Regions from separate parts of the Homo sapiens genome. Here region 2 is linked to region 1. Evidence: read pairs that join two places in POLR2A ChIA-PET (ENCODE). Cell type or tissue: Caco-2. All regions are shown on one strand. Links, peaks and the distances in the headings refer to the core of each region. The heading gives the core; the rest is flanking DNA. Region 1 has its middle 34 kb from the start of SCML4. Region 2 overlaps PDSS2 (decaprenyl diphosphate synthase subunit 2).

Region 1 (15,951 bases), core at 2,583-10,582:
TCTTCCAAGTTCCCACGGAGGCGATGTGGAGTGGCCAGGCAGATGCTGTTCATATCACAGCTGAGGAACTCCAAGCTTGGGAGACCTAACCCTGTCAAGCCTGCAAGCAACCCTGTCTTGATCTTATCCTGGACAGCAAACAAACTCACCCTCTTTCTGGGAGGGAGACACTGCCTTCCAAGGCTGTTTGCCATACAGACACCCTTGAAAAGATAGTCTAGAACAAAAGCCTGTGTGCCTTTGATCACAGGTGTGCAGAGACATGAGAGACTCATGGAAAACTGTCTCTCAACAGCTGGAATTCAATACATATAGGACCTGTATTTACAAAGAGATATTATAGAACACTGATTTTCAAAGGGAATGAGGTCTATTTTGTGAAAACTAGGACCACTTAGGCAGTTTCCTTGAGAATAATATACATTTAAACTCCTTGGAAATGTTTTATTGTCAAAGATAGTTTTATTGTCAAAGATAGTTTTATGTTGCAACTGAAGATAATTTACTTACCCGTGCACCAACTAAAAAATATCCAGAATTTTCTAAGTTGAATCCAGTCCATTGTGACAGTGCAAAACAGGGTATCTACAAGAAGGAACACTATACCTATTCTACATGGTAACCATAAGAGATTTTGATTATCGCTTTCTGCACTCCTTCCCCAAACCTTCCACCCCTCCCCACAAAATACAAAACCCATACCCTTCCTTTCTGGACAAACTGAACATTTTCCTCCAAGGAAGTCTGGTTCCTTGTAGAATAGTTGCCATTTCTTTAGTGTTCTTTTTCCAATATGCTGCCCAAACTTAGGGAGGCCTTAGACCTTTGGTTGAAATAACTGAGGAATCTTTGAAATACTATTTTGAACAGTCTTCCTGGTAGGTAGTTGTCCTTTGGGGGGAGATGTGTTTTAAACTACAAAAGTTCATTTAGAAATGATACACAGTAGGGGGGATCCAATTCATTGATGGGTATTTTGATTAAAAAAGTAAGGCACGTGACAAAAATTCAATGAGAGACTTAAAAAATCCTTATCTTCCAACCAGGTCTGACGATTCCCAAGCAGACATCGTCATTCAGTAGTGTTCGTGGGATCGTGGTAAACTCCCTCATTCATATGCATTAGCCTGCTTCTGTATCTTTGTCCAATTAGTCTGTGTGCTTTATAATCACATCCAACGTTTCTGCAGCTTTTTTATTTCCCAATTCTCTGCCAGGTTCTTGGGACTCCAGTCATTGGCTAGGCTCTATGTCACTTTCCAAGTTCCTCCCAAAGCTTACTGTTCCTCTTCTTGACCTGACAGCATCTATTAAACAGGGAGAGAGCCAGGAGAGGTGGCTCAAGTTGAAAGATGGCAAGGCACCCCCTTTCAAGTATCTTAGAGTCACTGCTCTTCCTGCAGCCAGCTCCTGGTTCAGAACTCAGTAGTCACTCTTTTTCCCACGATCCCAATAAAATCTTGCCCCACCTACCCATCCCTACTCACAAAACACTGATCTGGGTCTATTATCATGGAAATTATAAAGATTAATGTGATTAGCAGCAAAGTGCTTTTGAGAATGGGGGATGAAACTGTAGTGTTATGATCCTCAGCATTATTTCTTTATACACTGAAAACCCCCACATCTTTCAAGTCTGCTGACTTAATGACAGGGTATCGCACTAAATGTCAGGAGTGACACTTCAGGAATAGCACACTGTAGACACAGTTTATGTTCGATAATACTAAAACTGGGTTTTGAGTAGAATTTTGAATGTTTCAGTGTGTTAAAAGGAGTTCTTTTTAGAGTGAGAAATCTTAAAAAAAAAACAAAAAACAAGCCTTTCTCTATGTCACTCAGTATGATTTCTAAAGTTTTCCTTGCATTTGCATCTGATTGAACCAAGTCCCTCCTCCCTAATCCCCTCCACAGCCTAATAGAAGCAGAGCTGGAACGTAGGGATAGAAACAAAACCCCTGACTTTAGTCTTGAGTATGCTACCCATGGAGGTCGACTACATGGGGTAGACTACTGCCTCCATGGGCAACATTATCATGGGAAAGGAATGAAAGCATGTATGTAAGTGCTGCATACTTGTATTTATGGGGCACCCATGCTACAGCTCTGATTTGGAGCAAATTGCATTCCCTGTTGTGCCCACAGAGGGTCAGACATTGATACGAAGGGGGGATAGAGAAACAAAGAACCAGAGACGAGGAGTGACTTGGCACTGCTGGTGAACTGGAGCTGGGACCCTGGGGTCTTGGATCTTCCCCTGCAGCGTGCTGCACCCTGTTCCACAACCCTCATTCTCCATCTTTCCATTTTGGAAGGTCAGGAAGGAAACCAACACACACACACACACACACACACACACACACACACACACACACACACACACGCAGCCCTTATTAAAGTGGAAGCTGGCCAGATCAGGTCTAGTGTGACCACCTGCTCTATCATAGCCCACCACAGCCACTAATGTTCTTGGAGAATGGGCCCATGGTTATACTTGAGTCAGATCCCTCCCTCTATCTCAGAACCCCCATGCTGTGTTGAAATGAGATCCCATTGTGCCAAGATATGTGGGCTTCCAGGTTAGGTGACTTCATCTTAGCCAAAAGGGTGAAGGGGGACCAGGCATGGTGGCATGCACCTATAGTTCCAGCACTTTGGGAGGCTGAGGTGGGAGGATCACTTGAGCCCAGGAGGTCGAGGCTCCCATGAGCTGTGTTTGCACCACTGCACTGCAGCCTGGACAACAGAGCTAGACTCTGTCTTTAACACACACACACACACACGCGCGCGCGCGCAAAGGGACCTTTAAGATCCATCCCAATCTAAAGTGGTGCAGCTTATGCTTGCTGAAGAAAAGTGATTCAAAGTGTTACAGTTCTAGGTAACTGCCTTGACAGAAGCAATACATTCTTCCCCAGCCTTGAATGTGATTACCTAGAGGTAGAGCAGGGCTTGATCCCCTGGGTGTCCAATCTTTGACCTTACGAGGCCAAGATGGTGGCATAGACTGCCCAGTCTGTCTTCCTTGCATCTATTCACCCTCTTTTTTCTACTGAGTGGGGATTCTAAAGGATCTATTTGAGGTTCTAATTCTAAACCTTAGCAGGCTTCTCACTGGGCCAAATATGTGTTTCTTGGAGAATTTCTTTGATTGTATTTAAATATTACTTTTTACGTCAGGACTGAGGGCGGAAGCTGAGGGAAAATGAAGACATCCGTTCTGTGAAGAATGGATTTCTAGAAATGACTATTAGGTTTAACTTCGAGCACTCTAAAATTTCTTCTTGCAAATCTTTTCTGCTGCCTTCCAGTTACTAAAATGCATCCCAGCAATATAGCAACACACAATAAGATGAAAACACTTTGGAATTTTCCAGGACAGTGCTTACAGCCTGCCTGAATTTTTTGCATTTGCTTCTGTTTCCCACCAGTGTGGGAACTCTGAAAGTTGCTGAAGTCTAACTCGCTGGATGGCATATATTTATTGAATTGAAATTTGAGCAGGCATTCTGAGCTAGCAGAATGAATATTTGAAGGTTAGATTCCTCCTATTGCTGCCAATAAGCCTTTCCCATTCAGTCTAAATAGTCTACTATTTATTCACATGTGCACCCATGGTGGAAGAGTTGATGGACAAGGACTTCATTACAGTTACTTCTTGGATGTCACCTCTGGAGACAGAAATTTGCTGGGAAGTGCTCTTATCCTAAGAACAGGCAAAGTTTCTGCTTCAAAGAGCAACTGGATCATTGCCCAGTGTCTGGGGTATAACCTGTGGCTTTCTGCCTGGGCAAGGCAACCTAGCCTAGTGACCCAGTTGGCATCATGATAATTTCTCCAGCCTACTGTGTGCAAGTCATCCAACACCTCTGAAGCTGAAATCCCTGACCCCTGAGAGCCAGCATATCTCTGCTGCTGAGCAATTAAGGATGATACAGAGCTGGGGCAGGGTGGGGGAGGAGCCTGTGGTACAGGTGAACACTTGTGCTCAAATTAGCATATAAACCACAGCAAAATTCAGGGATATTGGTGAAAGAACTGATGGTCTTTCTCTGATTTCTCTAAACCTAGAGGACCATTTACAGACAGCATTTTTGCTGTGAGACCACAGACCCACTCCAGCATGACTAGATTCCTGCTGATTGCAGAAAAATCAACCTGAAGTTAATATTCTTAGGCCTTTTTATTTGGCCCATCTAAGTGGGATTAAAAGAGAATGAGAATTAATAAAACCAATATATAAAAAATACAAAGTGAACATAATGGTCAATGGTGAAAGACTGAGAGCTTTTTCTCTAAGGTCAGGAACAAGGCAAGGATGCCCACTTTCACCATTTCTATTCAACATAGTACTGGAAATTCTAGCCAGAGCAATTAGGTGAGAAAAAGAAAGAAATGGCATCCAAGTTGGAAAGAGAGAAGTAAATTATCTCTGTTCACAGATGTTATCACCTTATGTGCAGAAAAACCTAATGATTCCACACACAAAAAGAAAAAACTGTTAGACCCAATACATGATTCAGCAAAGTAGCAGGATACAAAGTCAACACATAAAAATTCAGTTGCATTTCTATACATTAACAATGAAAATCTGAAAAGGAAATTACAAAAATTATTGATATGGTTTGGCTGTGTCCCCACCCAAATCTCATCTTGAATTGTAGCTCCCATAATTCCCACGTGTTGTAGGAAGGACCCAGTGGAAGATAATTGAATCATGGGGGCAGTTTCCCCTATCCTGTTCTTGTGATAGTGAGTAAGTCTCATGAGATCTGATGGTTTTATAAGAGATTTCCTCTTTCTCTTGGCTCTCATTCTCTCTTGCCTGCTGCCATGTAAGATGTGCCTTTCACCTTCCACCATGATTGTGAGGCCTCCCCAGCCACGTGGAACTGTGAGTCCATTAAACCTCTTTTTCCTCAAAATTAAACCTCTTTTTCTGTAAAAATTACCCAGTCTCAGGTATGTCTTTACTAGCAGCATGGAAATGGACTAACGTGATTATATTTACAGTAACATCAAAAAGAATGGTGGGTGGATCACTTGAGGTCAGGAGCTTGAGACCAGCCTGGCCAATATGGTGAAACCCCATCTCTATTAAAAATACAAAAATTAGCCGGATGTGGTCGTGGGCACCTGTAATGCCAGCTACTTGGGGGACTGAGGCAGGAGAATTGCTTGAACGCAGGAGATGGAGGTTGCAGTGAGCCAAGATTGTGCCACTGCACTCCAGCCTGGGCAATAGAGCAAGACCCTATCTAAAAAAAAAAATAATAATAATAAAAAAAGAATAAAATACTTAGGAATCAATCAAAGAGGTGAAATACTTATACAATGAAATCTACAAAACATTGCTGAAAAAAATTGGGTTGAAAGACAAAATTATTAAGATGTCAATACTATCAAAAGTAATCTACATATTCAATGCAATCCCTATCAAAATCTAGTAACCTTTTTGTAGGAGTAGAAAAAATCATCTTAAAATTCATATGGAATTTCAAGGAACCCTGAACAGCCAAAACAATCTTGAAAATGAAGAACAAAGCTGGGGGATTCACGTTCCTGATTTCAAAACGAAATACAAAGCTACATAATAAAAACAGAGTGGGCCAAGATGGCCGAATAGGAACAGCTCCGGTCTACAGCTCCCAGCCTGAGTGACGCAGAAGACGGGTGATTTCTGCATTTCCATCTGAGGTACCGGGTTCATCTCACTAGGGAGTGCCAGACAGTGGGCACAGGTCAGTGGGTGCGCGCACCGTGCACGAGCCAAAGCAGGGCGAGGCATTGCCTCACTCGGGAAGCGCAAGGGGTCAGGGAGTTCCCTTTCCTAATCAAAGAAAGGGGTGACGGACAGCACCTGGAAAATCGGGAAAATCGGGTCACTCCCACCCGAATACTGCGCTTTTCCGACCGGCTTAAAAAACGGCGCACCACGAGATTATATCCCCCACCAGGCTCGGAGGGTCCTACCCCACGGAGTCTCGCTGATTGCTAGCACAGCAGTCTGAGATCAAACAGCAAGGCGGCAGCCAGGCACGGGGAGGGGCGCCCACCATTGCCCAGGCCTGCTTAGGTAAACAAAGCAGCCGGGAAGCTCGAACTGGGTGGAGCCCACCACAGCTCAAGGAGGCCTGCATGCCTCTGTAGGCTCCACCTCTGGGGGCAGGGCACAGACAAACAAAAAGACAGCAGTAACTTCTGCAGACTTAAATGTCCCTGTCTGACAGCTTTGAAGAGAGCAGTGGTTCTCCCAGTACGCAGCTGGAGATCTGAGAACGGGCAGACTGCCTTCTCAAGTGGGTCCCTGACCCCTGACCCCCGAGCAGCCTAACTGGGAGGCACTCTCCAGCAGGGGCACACTGACACCTCACACTGCAGGGTACTCCAACAGACCTGCAGCTGAGGGTCCTGTCTGTTAGAAGGAAAACTAACAAACAGAAAGGACATCCACACCAAAAACCCATCTGTACATCACCATCATCAAAGACCAAAAGTAGATAAAACCACAAAGATGGGGAAAAAACAGAACAGAAAAACTGGAAACTCTAAAAATCAGAGCGCCTCTCCTCCTCCAAAGGAACGCAGCTCCTCACCAGCAACGGAACAAAGCTGGACGGAGAATGACTTTGACGAGCTGAGAGAAGAAGGCTTCAGACGATCAAATTACTCTGAGCTACGGGAGGACATTCAAACCAAAGGCAAAGAAGTTGAAAACTTTGAAAAAAATTTAGAAGAATGTATAACTAGAATAACCAATACAGAGAAGTGCTTAAAGGAGCTGATGGAGCTGAAAACCAAGGCTCGAGAACTATGTGAAGAATGCAGAAACCTCAGGAGCCGATGTGATCAACTGGAAGAAAGGGTATCAGCAGTGGACGATGAAATGAATGAAATGAAGCGAGAAGGAAAGTTTAGAGAAAAAAGAATAAAAAGAAACGAGCAAAGCCTCCAAGAAATATGGGACTATGTGAAAAGACCAAATCTACGTCTGATTGGTGTACCTGAAAGTGATGGGGAGAATGGAACCAAGTTGGAAAACACTCTGCAGGATATTATCCAGGAGAATTTCCCCAATCTAGCAAGGCAGGCCAACGTTCAGATTCAGGAAATACACAGAACGCCACAAAGATACTCCTCGAGAAGAGCAACTCCAAGACACATAATTGTCAGATTCACCAAAGTTGAAATGAAGGAAAAAATGTTAAGGGCAGCCAGAGAGAAAGGTCGGGTTACCCACAAAGGGAAGCCCATCAGACTAACAGCGGATCTCTCGGCAGAAACCCTACAAGCCAGAAGAGAGTGGGGGCCAATATTCAACATTCTTAAAGAAAAGAATTTTCAACCCAGAATTTCATATCCAGCCAAACTAAGCTTCAAAAGTGAAGGAGAAATAAAATCCTTTACAGACAAGCAAATGCTGAGAGATTTTGTCACCACCAGGCCTGCCCTAAAAGAGCTCCTGAAGGAAGCGCTAAAATGGAAAGGAACAACTGGTACCAGCCGCTGCAAAATCATGCCCAAATGTAAAGACAATCGAGACTAGGAAGAAACTGCATCAACTAACGAGCAAAATAACCAGCTAACATCATAATGACAGGATCAAATTCACACATAACACTATTAACTTTAAATGTAAATGGACTAAATGCTCCAATTAAAAGACACAGACTGGCAAATTGGATAAAGAGTCAAGACCCATCAGTGTGCTGTATTCAGGAAACCCATCTCACGTGCAGAGACACACATAGGCTCAAAATAAAAGGATGGAGGAAGATCTACCAAGCAAATGGAAAACAAAAAAAGGCAGGGGTTGCAATCCTAGTCTCTGATAAAACAGACTTTAAACCAACAAAGATCAAAAGAGACAAAGAAGGTCATTACATAATGGTAAAGGGATCAATTCAAAAAGAAGAGCTAACTATCCTAAATATATATGCACCCAATACAGGAGCACCCAGATTCATAAAGCAAGTCCTGAGTGACCTACAAAGAGACTTAGACTCCCACACATTAATAATGGGAGACTTTAACACCCCACTGTCAACATTAGACAGATCAACGAGACAGAAAGTCAACAAGGATACCCAGGAATTGAACTCAGCTCTGCACCAAGTGGACCTAATAGACATCTACAGAACTCTCCACCCCAAATCAACAGAATATACATTTTTTTCAGCACCACACCACACCTATTCCAAAATTGACCACATAGTTGGAAGTAAAGCTCTCCTCAGCAAATGTAAAAGAACAGAAATTATAACAAACTATCTCTCAGACCACAGTGCGATCAAACTAGAACTCAGGATTAAGAATCTCACTCAAAACCGCTCAACTACATGGAAACTGAACAACCTGCTCCTGAATGACTACTGGGTACATAACGAAATGAAGGCAGAAATAAAGATGTTCTTTGAAACCAACGAGAACAAAGACACAACATACCAGAATCTCTGGGACGCATTCAAAGCAGTGTGTAGAGGGAAATTTATACCACTAAATGCCCACAAGAGAAAGCAGGAAAGATCCAAAATTGACACCCTAACATCACAATTAAAAGAATTAGAAAAGCAAGAGCAAACACATTCAAAAGCTAGCAGAAGGCAAGAAATAACTAAAATCAGAGCAGAACTGAAGGAAATAGAGACACAAAAAACACTTCAAAAAATTAATGAATCCAGGAGCTGGTTTTCTGAAAGGATCAACAAAATTGATAGACCGCTAGCAAGACTAATAAAGAAAAAAAGAGAGAAGAATCAAACGGACGCAATAAAAAATGATAAAGGGGATATCACCACCGATCCCACAGAAATACAAACTACCATCAGAGAATACTACAAACACCTCTACGCAAATAAACTAGAAAATCTAGAAGAAATGGATAAATTCCTTGACACATACACTCTCCTAAGACTAAACCAGGAAGAAGTTGAATCTCTGAATAGACCAATAACAGGATCTGAAATTGTGGCAATAATCAATAGCTTACCAACCAAAAAGAGTCCAGAACCAGATGGATTCACAGCCGAATTCTACCAGAGGTACAAGGAGGAACTGGTACCATTCCTTCTGAAACTATTCCAATCAATAGAAAAAGAGGGAATCCTCCCTAACTCATTTTATGAGGCCAGCATCATTCTGATACCAAAGCCGGGCAGAGACACAACCAAAGAAGAGAATTTTAGACCAATATCCTTGATGAACATTGATGCAAAAATCCTCAATAAAATACTGGCAAACCGAATCCAGCAGCACATCAAAAAGCTTATCCACCATGATCAAGTGGGCTTCATCCCTGGGATGCAAGGCTGGTTCAATATACGCAAATCAATAAATGTAATCCAGCATATAAACAGAGCCAAAGACAAAAACCACATGATTATCTCAATAGATGCAGGAAAGGCCTTTGACAAAATTCAACAACCGTTCATGCTAAAAACTCTCAATAAATTAGGTATTGATGGGACATATTTCAAAATAATAAGAGCTATCTATGACAAACCCACAGCCAATATCATACTGAATGGGCAAAAACTGGAAGCATTCCCTTTGAAAACTGGCACAAGACAGGGATGCCCTCTCTCACCACTTCTATTCAACATAGTGTTGGAAGTTCTGGCCAGGGCAATTAGGCAGGAGAAGGAAATAAAGGGTATTCAATTAGGAAAAGAGGAAGTCAAATTGTCCCTGTTTGCAGATGACATGATTGTATATCTAGAAAACCCCATTTTCTCAGCCCAAAATCTCCTTAAGCTGATAAGCAACTTCAGCAAAGTCTCAGGATACAAAATCAATGTACAAAAATCACAAGCATTCCTATACACCAACAACAGAGAAACAGAGAGCCAAATCATGAGTGAACTCCCATTCACAATTGCTTCAAAGAGAATAAAATACCTAGGAATCCAACTTACAAGGGATGTGAAGGACCTCTTCAAGGAGAACTACAAACCACTGCTCAAGGAAATAAAAGAGGATACAAACAAATGGAAGAACATTCCATGCTCATGGGTAGGAAGAATCAATATCGTGAAAATGGCCATACTGCCCAAGGTAATTTACAGATTCAATGCCATCCCCATCAAGCTACCAATGCCTTTCTTCACAGAATTGGAAAAAACTACTTTAAAGTTCATATGGAACCAAAAAAGAGCCCGCATCGCCAAGTCAATCCTAAACCAAAAGAACAAAGCTGGAGGCATCACACTACCTGACTTCAAACTATACTACAAGGCTACAGTAACCAAAACAGCATGGTACTGGTACCAAAACAGAGATATAGATCAATGGAACAGAACAGAGCCCTCAGAAATAACGCCACATATCTACAACTATCTGATCTTTGAGAAACCTGACAAAAACAAGAAATGGGGAAAGGATTCCCTATTTCATAAATGGTGCTGGGAAAACTGGCTAGCCATATGTAGAAAGCTGAAACTGGATCCCTACCTTACAACTTATACAAAAATCAATTCAAGATGGATTAAAGACTTAAACGTTAGACCTAAAACCATAAAAACCCTAGAAGAAAATCTAGGCATTACCATTCAGGACATAGGCATGGGCAAGGACTTCATGTCTAAAACACCAAAAGCAATGGCAACAAAAGCCAAAATTGACAAATGGGATCTAATTAAACTAAAGAGCTTCTGCACAGCAAAAGAAACTACCATCAGAGTGAACAGGCAACCTACAAAATGGGAGAAAATTTTTGCAACCTACTCATCTGACAAAGGGCTAATATCCAGAATCTACAATGAACTCAAACAAATTTACAAGAAAAAAACAAACAACCCCATCAAAGAGTGGGTGAAGGACATGAACAGACACTTCTCAACAGAAGATATTTATGCAGCCAAAAAACACATGAAAAAATGCTCACCATCACTGGCCATCAGAGAAATGCAAATCAAAACCACAATGAGATACCATCTCACACCAGTTAGAATGGCAATCATTAAAAAGTCAGGAAACAACAGGTGCTGGAGAGGATGTGGAGAAATAGGAACACTTTTACACTGTTGGTGGGACTGTAAACTAGTTCAACCATTGTGGAAGTCAGCGTGGCGATTCCTCAGGGATCTAGAACTGGAAATACCATTTGACCCAGCCATCCCATTACTGGGTATATACCCAAAGGATTATAAATCATGCTGGTATAAAGACACATGCACACGTATGTTTATTGCAGCATTATTCACAATAGCAAAGACTTGGAACCAACCCAAATGTCCAACAATGATAGACTGGATTAAGAAAATGTGGCACATATACACCATGGAATACTATGCAGCCATAAAAAATGATGAGTTCATGTCCTTTGTAGGGACATGGATGAAATTGGAAACCATCATTCTCAGTAAACTATCGCAAGAACAAAAAACCAAACACCGCATATTCTCACTCATAGGTGGGAATTGAACAATGAGATCACATGGACACAGGAAGGGGAATATCACACTCTGGGGACTGTTGTGGGGTGGGGGGAGGGGGGAGGGATAGCATTGGGATATATACCTAATGCTAGATGACGAGTTAGTGGGTGCAGCACACCAGCATGGCACATGTATACGTATGTAACTAACCTGCACAATGTGCACATGTACGCTAAAACTTAAAGTATAATAATAAAAAAATAAATTAAAAAAAAAAAAGAAAGTGAAAAAAAAAAAACCAACAAAAAAAAAACAGTGTGGTGCCGGTATAAAGACAGACATATAGACTGATGGAATAGAATAGAGAGCCCAGAAATACACCTTACATATATGGTAAAATATTTTTTTCACAAGGGTGCCTAGATCATTCAACGGAGAATGACAGTCTTTTTAACAAATGGTGCTGGCAAAACTGGATATTTGCATGCAAAAGAATGAAGGTAGACCATTACCTCAGACCACATACAGAAATTAACTCAAAAGTATCAAAGACCTGAATGAAAGACCTAAAACTATAACACTCTTAGAAGAAAACATAGGGCAAAAGTTTTATGACATTGGATTTGACAATTATTTCTTGGATACAACATAAAAAGCATGAGCAATAAAATAAAAAATAGACTGGACTTCATGAAAATTAAAAAAATTTGTGCATTAAAAGACACTATCAACAGAATAAAAAGGCAACCCATAGAATGGGTGAAAATATTTGCAAATCACTTATCTGATAAAAGATTACTATCCAGAATATTTAGTGAACTCCTAAAACTCAACACAATAACAACAACAACAAACCCACCTGATTAAAAAATGGGTAAAGGACTCGAATAGAAATTTCTCCAAAGAAGATATACAAATGACCAATAAGCAAATGAAAAGATGCTCAACATCACTAATAATTATGGAAATACAAATCAAAATCACAATGAGATAACATCTCACACCCAATACGATGGCTACTACCAAAAAAAAAAAAAAAACCCAGAAAATAACAGGTATTCATGACAATGTGGAAAAACTGGAACTTTTGTGAAATATTACTGGAAATGTAAAATGGTGTGCCTGCTTTAGAAAGTAGTATGGTGGTTCCTCAAAAAATTAAAATTAGAGGTACCGTAGGATATATGGTCCAGCAACTCTACTTCTGAGTATATACCCAAAAGAACTAAAAGCAGGGTCTCAAAGAGATATGTGTATACCTGTTTATATCAGCATTATTTACAATAGCTAAAATGCGGAGCAACCTAAGTGTCCATCGATAGATGAATAAATAAAACAAAACGTGATATAGATATACAATGCAATATTATTCATCCTTAAAAAGGAAAGAAATTATGATACATGCTAAAACACAGATGAACCTTGAGGACATTATGCTAAACATTATGTTAAGTGAATACACCAGTCACAAAGAGACAAATACTGTATGATCCCACTTACATGAGGTACTCAGAGTAGTCAAATTCATAGAGAGAAAACAGAATGGTGGTTGCTGGGATGGGAGGAGGAATGGGGCGTTAGTGTTTAACTGGTGTAGAGTTTCAGTTTCACAAGATGAAAAGAGTTCTGGAAGTGGATGTGGTGATGATTGCACGTTATGAATGTATTTAATACCACTGAACTGTACTTATTTATTTATTTATTTAATTTTGAGACCGAGTTTTGCTCTTGTTGTCCAGGCTGGAGTGCAATGGTGCAATCTCGGCTCACTGCAACCTCTGCCTCCCAAGTTCAAGTGATTCTCCTGCCTCAGCCTCCCAAGTAGCTGGGATTACAGGCACGCACCACCATACTTGGCTAATTCTTGTATTTTTAGTAGAGATGGGGTTTCATCATGTTGGCCAGGCTGGTCTTGAACTCCTGACGTCAAGTGATCTGCCCGCCTCGGCCTCCCAAAGTGCTGGGATTACAGGCGTGAGCCACCGCGCCAGGCCTGAACTGTACTCTTAAACCCAGTTAAGATGGTGAATTTTATGTTGTGTGTATTTTACCACACTTTTAAAAATTGGGGAAAAAAACCAATGGGTATTGGACTGTGTGGTATTGGGACAAAAACAGATAGGCCAATGATATAGAATGGAAATCCAGAAACAGACCCACATATGTGGGCAGACTCACACTTGATGTACGGGACGAGTTGGCATTACAGCACCATGGGGAAAGAAGGCATTTTCGAAATATAGTGCTGGGGCAATAGCATATCCAATTGGGAAAAAAATGTTACATGGTCCCAGCCTCACGCCTTATGAAACAATTAATTCCAGGTGGTGTATAAATGTAAATCTGAAAGGCAAAACAATAAAAGCTTTTAGAATATAATATAGGAGAATACATTCATAACCTTAGGATAGGAAAATATTTCTTAAACAGGATACAAAGAACGTATATAGAAAAGAAATAAATTGATAAATTGAATTACATCTAAATGAAGACCTTTTGTTCTTCAAAGACACAATAAAGAAATTAACAAGGCAAGACACATAGTGAGAGAAGATATTTGCCACACATGTAATTGACAAAGGACTTGTATCCACACTAAACAAAAAGCAGCAAATTGGTAAGAAAAAAACTAGACAACCCCACAGGAAGACGGGCAATAGGCCTTTTTTTCAAAAAGGCACTTCACACCGCAGATGGATTTCTTCAGAAGCAGACCCTGGAAAGGAGTTTGCGGTGCAAGATGTTTATTAGGAATCAAGATGTTTATTGTGAACAAAGAGGGAAGAAGCAGGATGGAGCAGAGAAAGGAGTTGAACTGCGATGTAGCCTAGCACAGCTTGGGCCAACCTGGTGGGGCTTGGGAGTGGAATTGCTTATCAATCCGCCCCATTCAGGCTGAACGGCTGTGCTTTGGCCTTCCCTTGCTCATTCAACACTCAGTCATACTCAGGAAGAGCATGACCTTGGACAAGGTGGTTCTCTGCTGTTCGGGCAGAACCTGAAGGAGCTGGTGACCGTCTGCAAACCACACTCCCCACAGCTGGGCTGCAAGTCCTTGCTGGAAGGAAGACTTGAACGCCCTAGCTCCACGTCTACTGCATGTCCCAAGACAGCATATCCTAATGGCCAAGAAATACATGAAAAGCTGTTCAAGCTCTTTATCCATCAGGGACACGCAAATTGAAGCCACGATGAGCTATTAATTCAAGCTCACCAGAATGGCTGAAGTTAAAGGGATGGACCATATCAAGTGGAATTGAGAACATGTAACAACTGGAAATCTCATATATTCCTGGAGGGTGTGTACATTTGTGGATCACTTTGTAAAACAGTTTGCCGTTAGTTACACTTCTAGATATTTACCCGAAAGAAATGCGTGCACGTATGCACCAATAGACATGAACAAGAATGTTCACAGAAGCTCTATCACAATAGCCCTAAACTAGAAACAGCCTAAATGTTTACCACTAAAAGAATGGGTACATTTTTCTGTGTTTATCCAAGGGTTGTGGTAGGCAGCCTTTCAGATGATTCCTGCCTCCTGGTGCTCACATCTTCATGTGGTTCCCTCCCATGTGGGCCAGGGTTCTCCTACGTGACCAGTGGCTTGTGGGCAGCAGTGATGCTGTGCCACGTGACAGGCAACGTGACATTACAGCTTCCATCTTGGGAGCTCTGTCACTCACACTCTGTCTCTTGGCTTATTTGCTCTGGGGAATCTATGTCATGAGCAGCCCTATGGAGAGGCCCAAGTAGTGAGGAACCCAAGTCTGTCAACAGGCTTGGGAGTGAGTTTGGAAGAGGCTCCTTTAGCCCCAGTTAAGTCTTCAGAGACGACAGCCTCAGGCAGCAGCTTTGCTGCAACTGCATGAGAGGACCCTGGGCCAGAGCACCCAGCTAAGCCACTCTCAGATTCCTGACTTTCAGAACGTATGTGAAATAATAAACGTTAGTCTAAAGCTGCTATGTTTTGGGGTAATACATTATGCAGCAGTGGATAAATAATGCATTAAGATTCCACAAAGTACTGGCCGGGCATGGTGGCTGATGCCTGTAATCCCAGCACTTTGGGAAGCCAAGGGGGTGGGGTGGGGGTGGGGGGTGGATCACAAAGTCAGGAGTTCGAGACCAGCCTGGCCAACATGGTGAAACCCCATCTCTACTAAAAATACAAAAATTAGCCGGGCCTGGTGGCGGGGGCCTGTAGTCCCAGCTACTCGGGAGGCTGAGGCAGGAAAAATCGCTTGAACCCGGGAGGCGGAGGTTGCAGTGAGCCAAGATCGTGCCATTGCACTCCAGCCTGGGTGACAGAGCGAGACTCCGTCTCAAAACAAAACAACAACAACAGCAACAACAACAACAAAAAGATTCTACAATTTAACAAAAACAAATGAAATGCAGTTATACATGTTGACATGGGTAAATTTTACAGATGACTCCTTGTGTTATTTCATTATCTGAAGATCAAAAAATGGGTAACAATGAAGTACAGCGTTTGGGGATGCATGCCTAGATGGTACAAAAAAAATAAATCAAGGAACTGATTATCATGAAGGTCAGGATGGTGTTTACCCTT
Region 2 (15,951 bases), core at 3,885-11,884, 440 kb after region 1:
CTAGGCAGCAGAGTGAGACCCTGTCTCAAGAAAAAAGGAAAAGAAAAAGGGTGACAGTTAAAGCTATGTGGAATAGTGGGAAGAAGTTAGTTTTAGAAGCTGTGTCTTCCAAAGAGGTCTGGCTTTAGCCCAGACATCAGTCATTTACTACCTGCTATTTGAGCAAGTTAACTACTCAGAACTTCAGTTTTCCCATTGGTGAAAAGGGGAATAATAATACCTATCTTGTTGTGAGGCTCACTGAATGAAAGGCTTAGGTGACAGAACCCAACGTGATTTTCTTTCCTCCTTCCTACCTGGAGAATAGCAAATTTCCTTGGCAAAACTAATCATCCTTTCTGGAGCAAAATATCGATTAATTTTTTTGAATTACAATAAAATAAGATTGACTAATGGGTTAGGAAGATTAGGAAGATGAAGAAATTGCTGGTGCTGGTTAACATGTGGCCCTGAATTAGATTTTAGAACTTTTTTCTTTTTTTTTTTCTGAGACGGAGTTTCTCTCTTGTCTCCCAGGCTGGAGTGCAGTGGTGCAGTCTTGGCTCACCGCAACCTCCGCCTCCCAGGTTCAAGCAATTCTCCAACCTCAGCCTCCTGAGTAGCTGGGATTACAGGCACCCACTACCACGCTTGGCTAATTTTTGTATTTTTAGTAGAGATGGGGTTTCACCATGTGGCCAGGCTGGTCTGGAACTCCTGACCTCAGGTGATCCACTTGCTTTGGCCACCCAAAGTGCTGGGATTACAGATGTGAGCCACCATGCCCGGTCCTTTTTAAATTTTATTTTTATTTTTTTTGAGATAGAATCTTGCTGTGTCACCCAGGCTGGAGTGCAGTGGCACAATCTTGGCCCACTGCAACCTCTACCTCCCGGGTTCGAGTGATTATTGTGCCTCAGCCTTCTGAGTAGCTGAGATTATAGATGCACGCCACCACGCCTGGCTACTTTTTGTATTTTTAGTAGAGACAGGGTGTTGTCGTGTTCGCCAGGCTAGTCTTGACCTCCTGGCTTTGAGTGGTCCACCCACCTTGGCCTCCCAAAGTGTTGGGATTACAGGCGTGAGCCACTGTGCCCGGCCTAGGTTTTAGAACTTTTGAAGTTAAAGTGGTTTAATATACAAAAAAAGAGTGCAAAATATGAATACAATTGGCTACAGTGGATGTGTGAGTTATAAACCCCCACAAAATAGAAAATAGGGAGCTGAAGGTGTCTTAGGTGGGTGAGAATAATATATGTCAAGAGGTCTTGTATATGCTAAGTAATTTTAGCAATGAATAAGGTATTACCCTTGTCAAGAGTAAAGGGGAGACATTTGGGGATGACAGATCTCCCAAAATCTTTCTTTCTGGGTTTGGTGTATATATATATATATATATATATATATATATATATATTTTTTTTTTTTTTTTTTGAGACTAAGTTTTGCTCTTGTTGCCCAGGCTGGAGTGCAATGGCGCGATCTTGGCTCACTGCAACCTCCGCCTCCCGATTTCAAGTGATTCTCCTGCCTCAGCCTCCGAAGTAGCTGGGATTACAGGCATGCACCACCACGCCCAGCTAATTTTGTATTTTTAGTAGAGACAGGGTTTCTCCATGTTGGTCAGGCTGGTCTCAAACTCCCGACCTCAGATGATCTGGCTGCCTTGGCCTCCCAGCGTGCAGAGATTACAGGTGTGAGCCACCGCGCCCACCCTAGGTTTAGTATATTCTTCTTCATGGCCGCTATGTGTTTATGTACCCACTGCTGCTACTGGAACCATACAGGCATTTAGATGTCTCAATAGTTCGAGGCCAAAGAGTGTTTAGATACAGTAGTGTCCAGTCTAGCTTTATGGACTAAAAGCAAGATACCTGCCTCTTTGTATGTCTACCAAACCTTGAAATCTCACTGTATGGGAGTTTGGTAGAGTTTTCTGCAGACAGATAAATTCTGCTCTTGTATGTTGTATTATAGAGTAACTTCTTCAACAAGTTCTTGTGTTCTGTGCATAGAGTTTAGCTTGTGCATGGCTTCTTTCCTCTCTAGTTGCTTATCTTGCCACTCCCCACTTTCCACCCTAAGCTGTAGCCACAGGAAATAAGGCATCTGCATTCACACCTAGTACACTCTGCGTAACCTTTATAGGACTCGATTCAAATGTTAGCTCTTTTGCTAAGCATTCCCTGATTTCTCTAGGTTAAATGTTCATTCCTCAAAGTTTCTGTCTTCTCAGAAAATCAGAAGCTGTGACACCACTGAGTTTGCATTCTCCCAGAGCATGGGAGTGCTGGTGTCAGGTAGTGGCTGCATCCTTTAGACTGGGCATATGTTCTCCATTCCACAATTTGGCGTGCTTCAGTTATAGTTGCTGCTTCATGGATGAACTGGCCTGGACCTCTAATTTAGGTATAAGTGTTCCCATGACTGTGAACTTTTTGAAAGAGATGATTTTCTATTTATTTAATTATGAATGAATGAATGACAGGAATCTTGCTCTGTTGCCCAGGTTGGAGTGCTGTAGCGTAGTCACAGCTCACAACAGCCTCAGACTCCTCAGCTCAAGCAATACTCCCACCTCAGCCTCTGGAGTAGCTGGGACTATAGGTGTACACTACTATACCCAGATAATTAAAAAAAAATTTCTTTTTGTAAAGATGGGGGAGTTTCACTATATTGCCAAGGATGGTCTTGATCTCCTGGCTTCAAGTGATCTTCCTGCCTCAGCTTCCCAAAGTGCTGGGATTACAGGTATGAGCCACTGCGTCTGGTCTGATTTTCTCTTTTATGTTTCTGTTGCCCAGCATATACTTGATACAGAAAGCCTTCAATAAGTACTTATAGAATTGAAGGAATGGAATAAAATTTTGCCTAACCAGAGAGTTTTGCCCTGTCCTGACCTTTGCCTTAGTCACGGCATTCATCTTGTGTATCATTCTTCAAAGCATAGAACATCATGGTTGAAGATAGTGATCAACTTTTTCTAAAAACAGAGCACAAAAGAATACACTTAAATTGTAGCAAGTGCTGATTAAAATTAAGTGGGGAAGCTTTTTGAAGCTATACCACTTGTTAGCAATGGATTACTACAAGATGCTGTTGCATCCTTTTATTTTGAAATCTTCCATGGGATTGACTTGCACCTTAAAGACAGAGTGAAGGACAATATAAAATTCCTTATGAGTCTCTGCAGTGTACTAGTGAGTAATTGGAATAGTTCAGAAAATTTTGACTGTATCTTATATACACTATGAAAATATATTAGTTTTAAACATTATAGATATAGATAGAATTTCAGAACAAATTCTAATCAGCTGGTGCACAACCTCTGTAAAAAATGTGAAATTTGTCAATCCAAAATTTGTTCCTCTCTCAGAAACAGCTGTCTCTAAATAGGGCCTCATATTGTTGGTAAATTCATTATAAATGCTGGAAGCAACTCCAGTTTGATATGGTTGGGATTTGTAGAAATAATGTAGACGTAGGCTATCTACAAACCATTTTTTTTAAAGTAACAATCCAATCTAAATACTCATATGCATTACAAATGAGTGTCATAAACTTAAATTCTGGAACCTCCAAAAATATAAGAAACCTCTGGAAATATAAGAAAGGGCTCATTTAGGATGGAATGACAAACAATAGGGAGAGTTCTCATTTTGGTTTCTGCCCACCTGCTCCCACCCCTTAACCAAAAACCAAAACAAAATATCTGGAATTATTTAGGTAATATAGCTATTCTTAAAAGAATGGATTTCTAATTATAAAACTCTTTGCTGGCACTTAAATGTCCTTTTAGATAGATAGAATTCATGATTGGTAAAAATATGTTTGATTTCATAAAGGCTCTCTCAAATCATGAGTGCAGATTTTGGAAGTATCAGGGACAAGACTCTATTAGTCAATTTTCATGCTGCTGATAAAGACATACCCGAGACTGGGAAGAAAAAAAGATGTAATGGACTTACAGTTCCACATGACTGGGGAGGCCTCATGATCATGGCGTTAGGCAGGGAGGAGCAAGTCACAAAAAATGGTTTGTGGATAGCCTACATGGATGGCAGCAGGCAAAAAGAGATTGTGCAGGTAAACTCCCGTTTTTAAAACATCAGATCTCGTGAGACTCATTCACTGTCACAAGAACAGCACAGGAAAGACCCATCCCCATAATTCAATCACCTCTCATTGGGTTCCTCCCACAACACATGGGAATTATGGGAGCTAGAATTCAAGATGAGATTAGGGTGGAGACACAGCCAAACCATATCATTCCGCCCCTGGTCCCTCCTAAATCTCATGTCCTCACATTTCAAAACCAATTATGCCTTTCCAGCAGTCCCACAAAGTCTTAACTCATTTCAGCATTAACTCAAAAGCCCACAGTCCAGTAACTCATCTTAAGTCACTTCCATCTATGAACCTGTAAAATCAAAAGAAAGTTACTTCCCAGATACAATGGGGGTACAGGCATTGGGTAAGTACAGCTGTTTCAAATGGGAGAAATTGGCCAAAACAAAGGGGCTACAGGCCTCATGCAAGTCCAAAATCAAGCAGGGCAGTCATATCGTAAAACTCCAAAATAATCTCCTTTGACTCCATGTCTTGCATTCAGGTCACGCTGATGCAAAGGGTGGGCTCCCATGGTCTTGGGCAGCTCTGCCCCTGTGGCTTTGCAGGGTACAGCCACCCTCTTGGCTGCTTTCATGGGCTGGTGTTGAGTGGCTGCAGCTTTTCTGGGCACACGGTACAAGCTGTCAGTGGATCTACCGTTCTGGGGTCTGGAGAATGGTGGCCCTCTTCTCACAGCTCCACTAAACGGTGCCCCAGTAGGGACTTTTTGTGGAGGCTCCAACCCTACATTTCCCTTCTGCAGTGCCCTACCAGAGGTTCTCCATGAGGGCTCCGCCCCTGCAGCAAACTTCTGCCTAGGCATCCAGGCATTTCCATACATCCTCTGAAATCTAGGCAGACGTTCCCAAACCCCGGTTCTTGACTTCTATACACTCAAAGGCTCAACACCGTGTGGAAGCTGCCAAAACTTGGGGCTTGCACCCTCTGAAGCCACAGCTCAAGCTTTATGTTGGCCCCTTTCAGCCATGGCTGGAGCAGCTGGGATGCAGGGGACCAAGTCCCTAGACTACACAGCGGAGGGACCCTGGGCCTGGTCCATAAAATCATTTTTTCCTCCTAAACCTCCAGGCCTGTGATGGGAGGGGCTGCTGCAAAGGTCTCTGACATGTCCTGGAGACATTTTTCCCATTGTCTTGGTGATTAACATTTGGCTCCTTGTTACATGTGCAAATTTCTGCAGCTTGAATTTCTCCCCAGAAAATGGGATTTTCTTTTTTTTTTTTTTTCGAGACGAAGTCTCGCTCTGTCGCCCAGGCTGGAGTGCAGTGGCGCAATCTCGGCTCACTGCAAGCTCCACCTCCCAGGCTCACGCCATTCTCCTGCCTCAGCCTCCCGAGTAGCTGGGACTACAGGTGCCTGCCACCACGCCCAGCTAATTTTTTGTATTTTTAGTAGAGACAGGGTTTCACCATGTTAGCCAGGATGGTCTCGATTTCCTGACCTCGTGATCCACCCACCTCGGCCTCCCAAAGTGCTGGGATTACAGGTGTGAGGAAAATGGGATTTTCTTTTCAATTGCATTGTCAGGCTGCAAATTTTCCAAACTTTTATGCCCAGTTTCCCTTTTAAAACTGAATCCGTTTAACAGCACCCAAGTCATCCCTTGAATGCTTTGCTGCTTATAAATTTCTTCTACAAGATACCCTAAATCATCTCTCTCTAGTTCACAGTTCCACAAGTCTCTAGTCTCTTTGCTAAAACATAACAAGAATTACCTTTGCTCCGGTTCCCAACAAGTTCCTCATCTCCATCTGAGACCACCTCAGCCTGGATCTTATTGTTCATATCACTGTCAGCATTTTTGTCAAAGCCATTCAACAAGTCTCTAGGAAGTTCCAAACTTTCTCACATTTTCCTGTCTTCTTCTGAGCCCTCCAAACTTCCAACCTCTGCCTGTTACCCAGTTCCAAAGTTACTTTCACATTTTTGGGTATACATTCAGCAATGCTCCACTCTACTGGTACCAATTTACTGTATGTCTGTTTTTATGCTGCTGATAAAACATACCCAAGACTGGGAAGAAAAAGAGGTTTAATGGACTTACAGTTCCACATGGCTGGGGAGGACTCACAATCATGGTGGAAGGCAATGAGGAGCAAGGCACATCGTACATGGATGGTGGCAGGCAAAGAAAGAGATCTTGTACAAGGAAACTCCCGTTTTTAAAACCATCAGATCTCGTGAGATTCATTCACTATCACAAGAACTGTGCAGGAAAGACCCACCCCCATGATTCAATCACCTCCCACTGGGTTCCTCCCACGGCACATGGGAATTGTGGGAATTACAATTCAAGATGAAATTTGGGTGGGGACACAGCCAAACCATATCAAAGACTGATGGAGTTGTTCATATCCTTTGAGAAGGAATCAGTTCATTAATCCATGAGTATTATTCCCTTGGATTTTCCCTTAGCATATTCTCCAATGAGGTCTCTAATTTCTTGTTAAATGATGGTCGTTTCACTTTGAAAGACATATACCAAAGGTATACAATTCATTTTATTCTCTTTTCACATTTTAAATAATTTTTGCTGCAGGAAGACAAAGAGAATGCAATGCCTTACACAGCCTGTATCTTCAGCCTCTCCTTTGTAGTTTTGTCCTTGTAAGTAAGACAAAGGATAGGTAGGAGAAATAATAGCTAAGTGTTGAAAAAAAAATTAGTATCAAATAAGAGTGGAACTGAAAGGTTTACTTGTGTTATAGTTGATCAACAAATGTTTATTGACTCACTACTGTGTATTAAAGCACAATAAGGGATATGTTGAGGTAAAAAAGGTTCCTGCAAGAGAACTTGGGGAAACTAGATGCAAATAATGATGCAGTTTAATGATACAAGGTCCAGTGTGGTGGCTTATGCCTGAATACCAGCACTTTGGGAGGCTGAGGTGGGAGGATCACTTGAGCCCAGGAGTTTGATACCAGCCTGGGCAACATAGGGAGATCCTATCTCTATAAAAATAAAAAATTAAAGAAATTAGCCGGATGTGGTAATGCTCGCCTATGGTCCCAGTTACTTGAGATGCTGTCATGGGAGGATCACTTGGGCCCAGGAGGTCAAGGCTGCAGTGAGCCGTGATTGCACCACTGCAATCCAGCCTGGGTGACAGAGTGAGACCCTGTCCCAAAAAAAAAAAAAAAAAAAAAAAGATGCAAGATAAAAATAATCATAATTGTTAGTAATTGCTAAATGAAGTGTTTAGCTAAGTGCTACAGGACTTCAGGGTAGAACACTGTGGGCTGGCTAAACCAAAGGCTTTATGGAAGAAGAAAAATTTTAAGAAGCTGCTGGAAATGGGTAGAATTGTATAGATGGAAAATAGGAAGAAGTTGTTTCTGCTCTGCCTTTTACCTGGAATGCCAAGTGTGGAAATCAGGAAGAGGAGTGGTAGTATTATGTTACTTTTGAGTCAAAATCAGCAGTTAATCATGTGGGAGAATTTTAACTTAATGAGCCTAAGAAAGCTTCTTGATGATTTCAGCATATTGTAAGTCCTCTTAATTCAGGTCTGTAAAACAAAAACAAAAAACTTCTTTAAATGCTGGAAGGGCTTCGGGAGAGTGATATAATCCAGGAAATTCACTATGAAAGCAACAATATTTTATTATTAAACTTGGACATTTCAAGTATTTAACTGAGGGAAATAACAGACAAAGAAGCCATGTGTCTCTGCTGGAGAAACTTTATTTTCCAACTGAACAATAAAACCTTACTTACCACAGACTATCAAATAAGCTTTCAGAGATTCTGATATTGATACAAGTTACCAATGTAAAAAGGAAATTATTTCCTATATGCTGTCCTCCTTCCTTATCCTCAGAAATGAAATTCTTTTTTTCCCAAGATCACATTAAGGAAGATATTATTATCATTCTTGTCATTTTATTCTCTTTTCCCTTTTTGCTGTCCAGCTTTCTTCTATGACAAATGGAGAGTACACTTGTCAATATGTTATTAATAAATTAACAGTTTACTAATACCTAAAACAATACTCATTGCCATTTACAACTAGATATAACAGAGATGCAGAGATTATCAACTTCATGATGAGCAAGCATACATAGTCCTTGGGTTGCATGGATTTTTTTCTTTAAAGCCACCCTGGTCAGGCTTTTTTTGTTTGTTTTTAAACTAAAAATGAATATCTTTTCAGGAACCTGGAGGAGTCATAAAGAAAAAGCAGATGTTACTATATCAGGCAGGGTAGTTTTATTTTTTCTATGGAAGTAAAAAAAATTATGTAGTGCTTTTAGCATCGTAATATATGAAATCTCCAGTTAAAAGAACGCTCATTAGCTTAGTATGTATTGTTTAATTTAAAAAATGAAAATTAATTTTATTTTTGTATAAAACATGCTCCTGTCGGACAATACAGAAATATATAACGAAAAGTTACCCTAGTCTTAATTACTCAGAGATACCTAGTGTTAATATTTTGGTGTATAGCCTGCATGGCCATAAAAATAGGTTTATCACATGTGTATATTTTTGTTACTTTTCTCTCTCAACAGTATATAGAGAATTGCTTTTAAAATTAATAAACATAATTTTAACAACTACGTGATATTTCATTATAATGAATATTCCATAATACAGTTAATTATCCTCTTTTTTTTAAATGTTTTTCTCCTGAATTCTTCACTATTATAGATAGTACTGTGATGGAATTTGCATGTATGTCATTGCACACTTGTTTGATTATTTCCTTAGGATACCTTCCTAAATATTGACTTTTTGGGATTAAGAGTATGAATATCTTCTATTGGAAATATTTTCATACATTAATTTCTGTCCATGGTATATGGGAGTGCCTGTTTTTCCTTGTTCTTACTAACCTTGGATATTGATAATTTTTGCCAACTTGAGAGATGTTATAAAAGTCTTCTTGTATGTTGAATATTAATACTAATATTAGTATTTGAATACTAATGAGATTGAGTCTTTTTTGTTATGTGGTTGGCCAATTTTATTTCTTTGTTGAGTTGCCTAGTTATATTCTTTCCTTATTTTTATTTGCACTATCTCCTATTGACATAGAAGAGCTCTTCATATATTAAGGGTCTTTTTGTCAAATGTTTTAAGTTTTTTTTTTTTTTTTACTTTTAAAATTTTATAGGTTTTTGCTGACAAGTTTTTTTTAACCTTTTTATTTTGAAATAATTACTGACTTACAGGAAGTTATAAAAATTGTACAGAGAGGTCCTTTTAGCCATCATCCAGCTTTCCCCGTGGTAACATCTTGCATAAGTATAGAACATTATTTAAACCAGGAAATTGGCATTGGTACAGTACTGCCAACTAAACTACAAACCTTATTTGGCTTTCACTCGTTTTTACATGCATTCGTTTGTGTGTGTGTGTGTGTGTGTGTGTGTGTTCTGTGAAATTTTATCACGTATATAGATTTTTGTAACTACCATCATCAAGATATAGGACTGTTCCATCGCTATGAAGAAAATTCCTGGTGTTGCACTTTGAGACTACAAAGTGCAGCACCAGGAATTTTCCTCCTTTCCTAACCTTGAGCACTGCCTGATCTGTTCATTTTTATGTTTTTGTCTTTTGAAATGTTATAGAAATGGAGTCATATAGTACGTAACCTTTTGAGATTGACAGTTTTCACTCAGCGTAATGTCCTTGTGATCCACCTAAGTTGTGTATGCCAGTAGTTTGTTCCCTTTTACTGCTAATTAATATCTCATTGTATGAATGTACCATAGTTTATATATCCATTTACCATAAACATTTGGGTTGTTTCTAGTTTGGGCTGTTACAAATAAAGCTGCTCTGAACATTCATGTATAGGTGATTATGTGAACATGTTTTTGTTTCTTTAAGATAAAAGCTTGGGAGTGTGATTGTTGGGTTGTATGGTAAGTGTATGTTCAATTTCATAAGAAATTGCCAAATTGTTTTCCAGAGTAGCTGTACTATTTTACATTTCCACTGGCAAGGTATGAGAAATCTAGTTTCTCCATATCCTTTGTTAGCATTTGGTATTGTCAGTATTTTTTATTTTAGCCATTCTAATAGATGTGTAGTAATATCTCATCTTAGCTTTAATTTCCTTAATGCCTAATGATGTCGAACGTTTTTTCATGTGCTGATTTGCCATACTTACATCCTCATTGGTAAGATGAATACTCAAGTCTTTTTGCCTATTTTCAAATAGACTGTTTGTTTCCTTACTGCGGAGTTTAGAGAATTCTTTACATATTCTGGATAGAAGTCCTTTGGATATAAAATTTGCAAATATTTTCTTCTAGTATGTGGCTCATCTTTTTATCTTGTTAATGGAGTCCTTTGCAGAGTAAAAGTTTTAAATTTTGATGACATCCAGTTACTGGTTTTTTTTTTTTCTTTTATAGATTGGGTTTTTGATGTGATGTCTGAGAACTCTTTTCCTAGCCCTAGGTCCCAAAGATGTTCTCCTATGTTCTCTTCTAAAAGTTTTATAGTTCTGTGGTTCACATTTTACATAAATCCGTGATCCTTTTTGCATTGATCTTTGTATGCGGTGTGCGTTTTAAGTCAAGCTTCTATTTTATTTTTTATTTTTGCCCATGGATGTCCAGTTGTTCCAGCATGATTTGTTGAAAAGACTATTTTCCCTCCATTGAACTACTTTTGTACCTTTGTGAAAAATCAGTTGGTGTATTTGTATTTATCCACTTCTGGATTCTCTGTTCCATTGGTCTATTTGTCTTTTCTTCTGCCAATACTATACTGTCTTGATTATGATAGCGATGTAGTGAGACAATATAAGGCAGAGTGATTCTTCCTACTTTTCTTCTTTTTCAAACTTGTTTTAGAATAAGCTTGTCTGTATCTATCATAGTTGTGGTAGTCGCAGCAAAAGGCTAGCACCTCTCCAGCTTGTCTGTGTGGGACTGGTTCTGGCTGAGGCTAGAAGAAGGTGACGGTACTTTATTGGAGTGAGCTTCTGAACATCCAGTTGAGCAGAGGGTGGGAAGGAGAATTTTTTATGGAATAGGAAGTGATTCCTAAAGATATAACATCATTTAAAATTATTTTCCTTTAGTGCTATCAGTTTTAAGTATAAATAATATCAATAGAGCATTTAGGATGGCTTTGCTTGAAAGCAGAAGAGTAGATAGGTAAGTTCTTAAGGACCATTCTGTTGTTGTTTTCATTTTATCCACTGTTGTCAGGGACTTCGGTTTAGGTTTCTACAGCAACCAGTCTGGACTACATAATACCAACACTTTGTGTGCATGTGGTGTTAACTCTGATGCCTTATACACTACATGTGGCAGAGTTACAGTTGCTATGGAGATCAATCTTTGGACACACTTGGTTGATAACGATGCTTTTCATATATGGATTTTGCTGCTGAAAGAATATGAGGTGATGCTAAGTTAACCAAAAGATGCATAAGACTGTCAGTAGTTTATAGCTTAGAATCTCACATTTGAAAACTTTAAGTTATACATTTGCTCACAAACATACTGAAGTATGTGTGTGTGTGTTTGTGTGTTTACAAGTTTGATACCTGGAAAATACAGTAGAGGGAAAATGTGATTCTAAAGAACACATTATCAGAGAATTTGATGGATTATTTCTCTTGGCTAGTCTATACCATTTCTAAAACATACTGTAAAAATTCAAAGACTAAATATCTTACATAATTTTAGTAGTATTATCATAAGGTCAGTTGTCAGTAGGTAAGCAAAGGAAACACAATTCTTGTGTACTGCTCTAATTTGAATGTAGATCCTAATAAGGACCTTTTTCTTGGAGCACTATATCTCTGAAGTCTTAAATGCCACAAATAAAAAACATTGAAGAAGTAGAATAAAGAGTTTTATTTTTTCTCTTCCTTTGACAAAGTCAGTTAAACTGGGATGCAACTCTCAGTGCTAAATTTAAACTAATATAGACTATCACTGAGTGTTTTCATTTGTAGCATTTTTGAGACAAATGTGGTTTTAGATTGATATCCATTTCTGCTTTGGCCTAGGGAAACTCGTCATTTATGAGTTGCTATACTAGAGCAGTGGTTCTCAACGCTGGCTGCACATTAGTATGTGGGTTAAAAAAAATGATATTTGAGCCTCACAAAAATCAAATCAAAATCTCTGGGGACAGGAGAAGGCATGACATTTGTACTCTTTTTGTTTTTTTTTTTAAGCTAACTACTTGATGCTAATATACAACTAGAGTTGAGAACCACTGAAGCAAAATATGTTTTCATCTAGACTTAAATTTTATCTAATTTTTAAAATTAGCATGCAACAATAGAATTGATATGAAATATTACAGAAAGTTTAGAAAGGTCAGTCTTACCATCTATATTAGTTTCCTATTGCTGCTGTAACAAATGATCACGAAGCTAGTGGCTAAAAACAACACACCTTTATTTTTATTTTGTTGTTTGTTTGTTTGTTTTGAGACAGAGTCTTGCTGTGTTGCCCAGGTTGGAGTGCAGTGGCGCAATCTCGGCTCACTGCAGCCACCTCCTCCCAGGTTCAAGCGATTCTCCTGCCTCAGCCTCCCGAGTAGCTGGGACTACAGGTGCCTGCCACCACACCCGGCTAATTTTTTTTGTATTTTTGGCAGATGCGGGGTATCATCATGTTTCCCAGGATGGTCTCGAACTCCTGACCTCAAATGATCCACCTGCCTTGGCCTCCCAAAGTGCTGGGATTACAGGCGTGAGCCACCACACCCAACCAAACAACACAACTGTATTACAAGTTTATTAACTTGTGTTCTGGAGGTCAGAAATCTGAAATGGTCTTATGGGGCTAAAATAAGGCTGCAGGCAGAGCTGTGTTCCTTCTGGAGGTTCTAGAGAGGATCTGTTCCTTGCCTTTTTCAACCACTAGAGGCTGCCTGCATCCTTTGACTTGTACCTCATCACTCTTTGCTCTGTCCTCACATCTCCTCTCAATCTGACCCTCCTGCCTTCCTCTTTTGAGCACCCCTGTGGTTATGTTGGGTCCATCCAGGATAATCCTCCCATCTTGAGATCTTTAACTTAATCATACCTGCAGAGTTCCTCTTATCACATAAAGTAACAAGCACTGGTTCTGGGGTTGAGGATGGGGATGTCTTTGAGGGCCAATTATTCAGCCTGCCATACTACCCTAACACAATGATTGTCACTTTGACATTTTCCTTCCTAGTCTTTTTTAATATGCATATTTTTATTTAAATATAATCATGGTAAATATGATTTTCTATCCTTTTCCACTTAATCTTCTTAACTGTCATTTTAAATTGCTGTATAATGTTGTATCTGTGATTATATATTTTATTGTCTTGTATTACACATACCTTTACCCTGTTGAATGTTTATGTTGTTTTGGATTCTTATTATTGATCAAGCTGTGATAGGTGTATATATGTGTGTGTGTGTGTGTGTGTGTGTGTGTGTGTGTGTATTATTATTAATTTTTTTGAAGATAGGGTCTCACTCTTTTGCCCAGGCTGGAGTGCAATGGCATGATCTCAGCTCAACTGCAACCTCTGCCTCCTGGGTTCAAGCGATTCTCCTGCTTCAGCCTCCTGAGTAGCTGGGACTACAGGCTGCGCCACCGTGCCCAGCTAATTTTTTGTATTTTTAGTAGAGATGGGGTTTCACCATGTTGGCTAGACTGGTCTCAAATTCCTCACCTCAAGTGATCCAGCTGCCTCGGCCTCCCCAAGTGCTGGGATTACAGGCGTGAGTCACTGTACCTGGCCAATATTTTTGTTTATTAGATAGATTCCATGATGTGGATGTACTAAGCTAAAATTATAAACATTTTTTAGTGTTTAAATTCACTGCCAGATTGCATTTTTGAGGAGTTCTAACCAATTTGTAACACTATCAGCATGTATGAGAGTACTAGTATCACTATATCTTTGCCAATATTGGTCATTATCATTTTAGAAAGATTTTTGCTAATCAGGTGAAAAAAGTTACCCTGAGCTACATGTAATTTATTTGAACATTATGTTTCTATTTATTTGTTTATCTTTGTATGTCTTGTTTACATATGTCTTGTGGTCTTGTTTCTTATTAATCCTTAGGAGACATTATATAGTGAAATTATTGTCTTATATGCTGTAAGTGCTTCTTTAAAAAAATTTTTATTTTTTATAAAAATTAAATAGAGACGGGGGTCTCGCTGTATTGCCCAGGCTGGCCTCAAACTTCTGGGCTCAAGCAATCCACCCGCCTCCACCTCCCAAAGTGCTAGGAATACAGGTGTGAGTCACTGCACCCGCCCAGATAAGTGCTTTTTGAAATCCAATTTTTAAATTTACATGTTGACATCTTTTTTTTTTTGTAGTTCTTCTATTTTCTCTACAGTTAAGTTTTTCTACCTAATAAAGGTCTGTGGTAAATACCCAGTTCTGTTTTATTTCTTTAATGGTTTAGTCTCTGCCTTTAGCAAATTGCTAGCAAGCTAAGAAGTTTCGGGACTTGTGAGTCTAGATCTAGCTCTGTGACTTACTCTACCAAAGCAAGTGCCAGATTAATTTGTTCTATTTACATACTTTATCAAAATTGGAAACAGTTTTTTTAAAGGACTGGAGAAGAAATCTAGCAATTTTAGCACAGTCCTAAGATGTTTGTTGCCCTTTGCCAGAAGGTTTACTTACCATGCTGTCATGTTATGTGTTCATGCAAATAATTGAGAATTATAGTAAGCTATCTTAGTCAATGATAAACAGGCAGAATACACTTTAATTACATTCTAATTTATTATCTGGTGAAAGTACCTTGCTAACAAATCAACCCGGATATGACTTATTGGATAGCCTTTGCACTTAGAGGAATAATCAGCCTGTAATCATAAACAACATGAACTGTTCATCTTCTAGATTGCTATCATATTTATTACCCTCAAATGTCTGTGCCGAGTCTCTTTCCTGTTTGTTTCCCATCTTCTCTGGCTCATGGGTCCCCATCGTGCCTGCTGTAAGTTGGAATACTGTGCTTACAAATTTTTTTCCTTGAAAAAAAGGATTAGACACATGCCTGGGAACAGAGTTCTGTCGTTTTACCATAGGAATAAAATACATTTTCCCCAAATAACAGTAAATAGAATAAAGTTTCGGCAAAATGTACTAATACATAATTTGTTCCCTGCTTCCCTGGTAAGAACTAGCACAATTCTAATTCTATAAAGAAATACAAACATTGCCCTCAGGAATAGCTATCACATCCTTTAATATCCCCTGTTACTTCCCTCTGGTTCTAAAAAGAAGGTATGTAAATTAAACTAAGAAACCAGCTAGCCAACCCCTGTTCCTTTCTTCTGAAACAACCTCCTGCAGAGAATCGATACCTGGGAGTACATTTTACTAAGTGAATGCAGTTCTCTGATACAGTACCTTTTCATAATTCCACCACTTAAGACTGATAGCAGAAGGAACAACCTGTGGCACTACTTCCACAGAGTAATTTGGAAGTCGGAAGCATTACATTTTCCCAGTTGATGCAAATCTTTTTGAATATGACTTTAGGTGGACATTGAAGTAGAGCTAAGGTGTAGGTGTAGGGATACAAAACTGTAGAACAACTTAAATATATATCCAACCTTCTAGATGGAGCCACAATAAATGAGTTGTTAATTGCCTTCTCTATTTCAGACACCCTTTTTTCCTTCTCCTCTACCTCTTTTTCAGTGATTTTAGTTGAATCTACTGATTCTGCTTGGTGTCTTAGCAACCAAAGGAGACAGTAATCCTGATGTGAGAGTATCTGTTTTTTATGAACAAGGATCTTACACCTAGAAGAGGCCTTACTAGTACTTTTGGTATAATGCTGTCTGTGCCTATAATCTGTAGCTGGTAAGTAGTAGAAGGGACCTGGAACTTCTG

What was found. ChIA-PET counts read pairs that join two places held together with the same protein. Peaks named below come from ENCODE experiments on the same cell type or tissue, not always from the same donor. Only the 100,000 strongest peaks of a DNase experiment are listed, where the experiment ranks them.
Region 2: POLR2A ChIA-PET joins it to region 1 with 8 read pairs; 2 of 35 experiments call an interaction of 5 or more read pairs at or near these places.

The regions. Positions count from the first base shown.
Region 1 is chr6:107,850,404-107,866,354 of GRCh38, reverse strand. No RefSeq gene overlaps it. Among named protein-coding and RNA genes, the nearest start is that of SCML4, 34 kb to the right of the region's middle. RefSeq lists enhancers at 5,301-5,870, 5,871-6,440. In Caco-2, for the core only: no CTCF peak of the experiment used is centred there; a DNase peak (open chromatin) is centred at 6,034; H3K4me3 peaks cover 1,087 bases.
Region 2 is chr6:107,415,347-107,431,297 of GRCh38, reverse strand. The region is part of intron 1 of PDSS2 (decaprenyl diphosphate synthase subunit 2); the gene reads left to right. Among named protein-coding and RNA genes, the nearest start is that of PDSS2, 36 kb to the left of the region's middle. In Caco-2, for the core only: no CTCF peak of the experiment used is centred there; no DNase peak of the experiment used is centred there.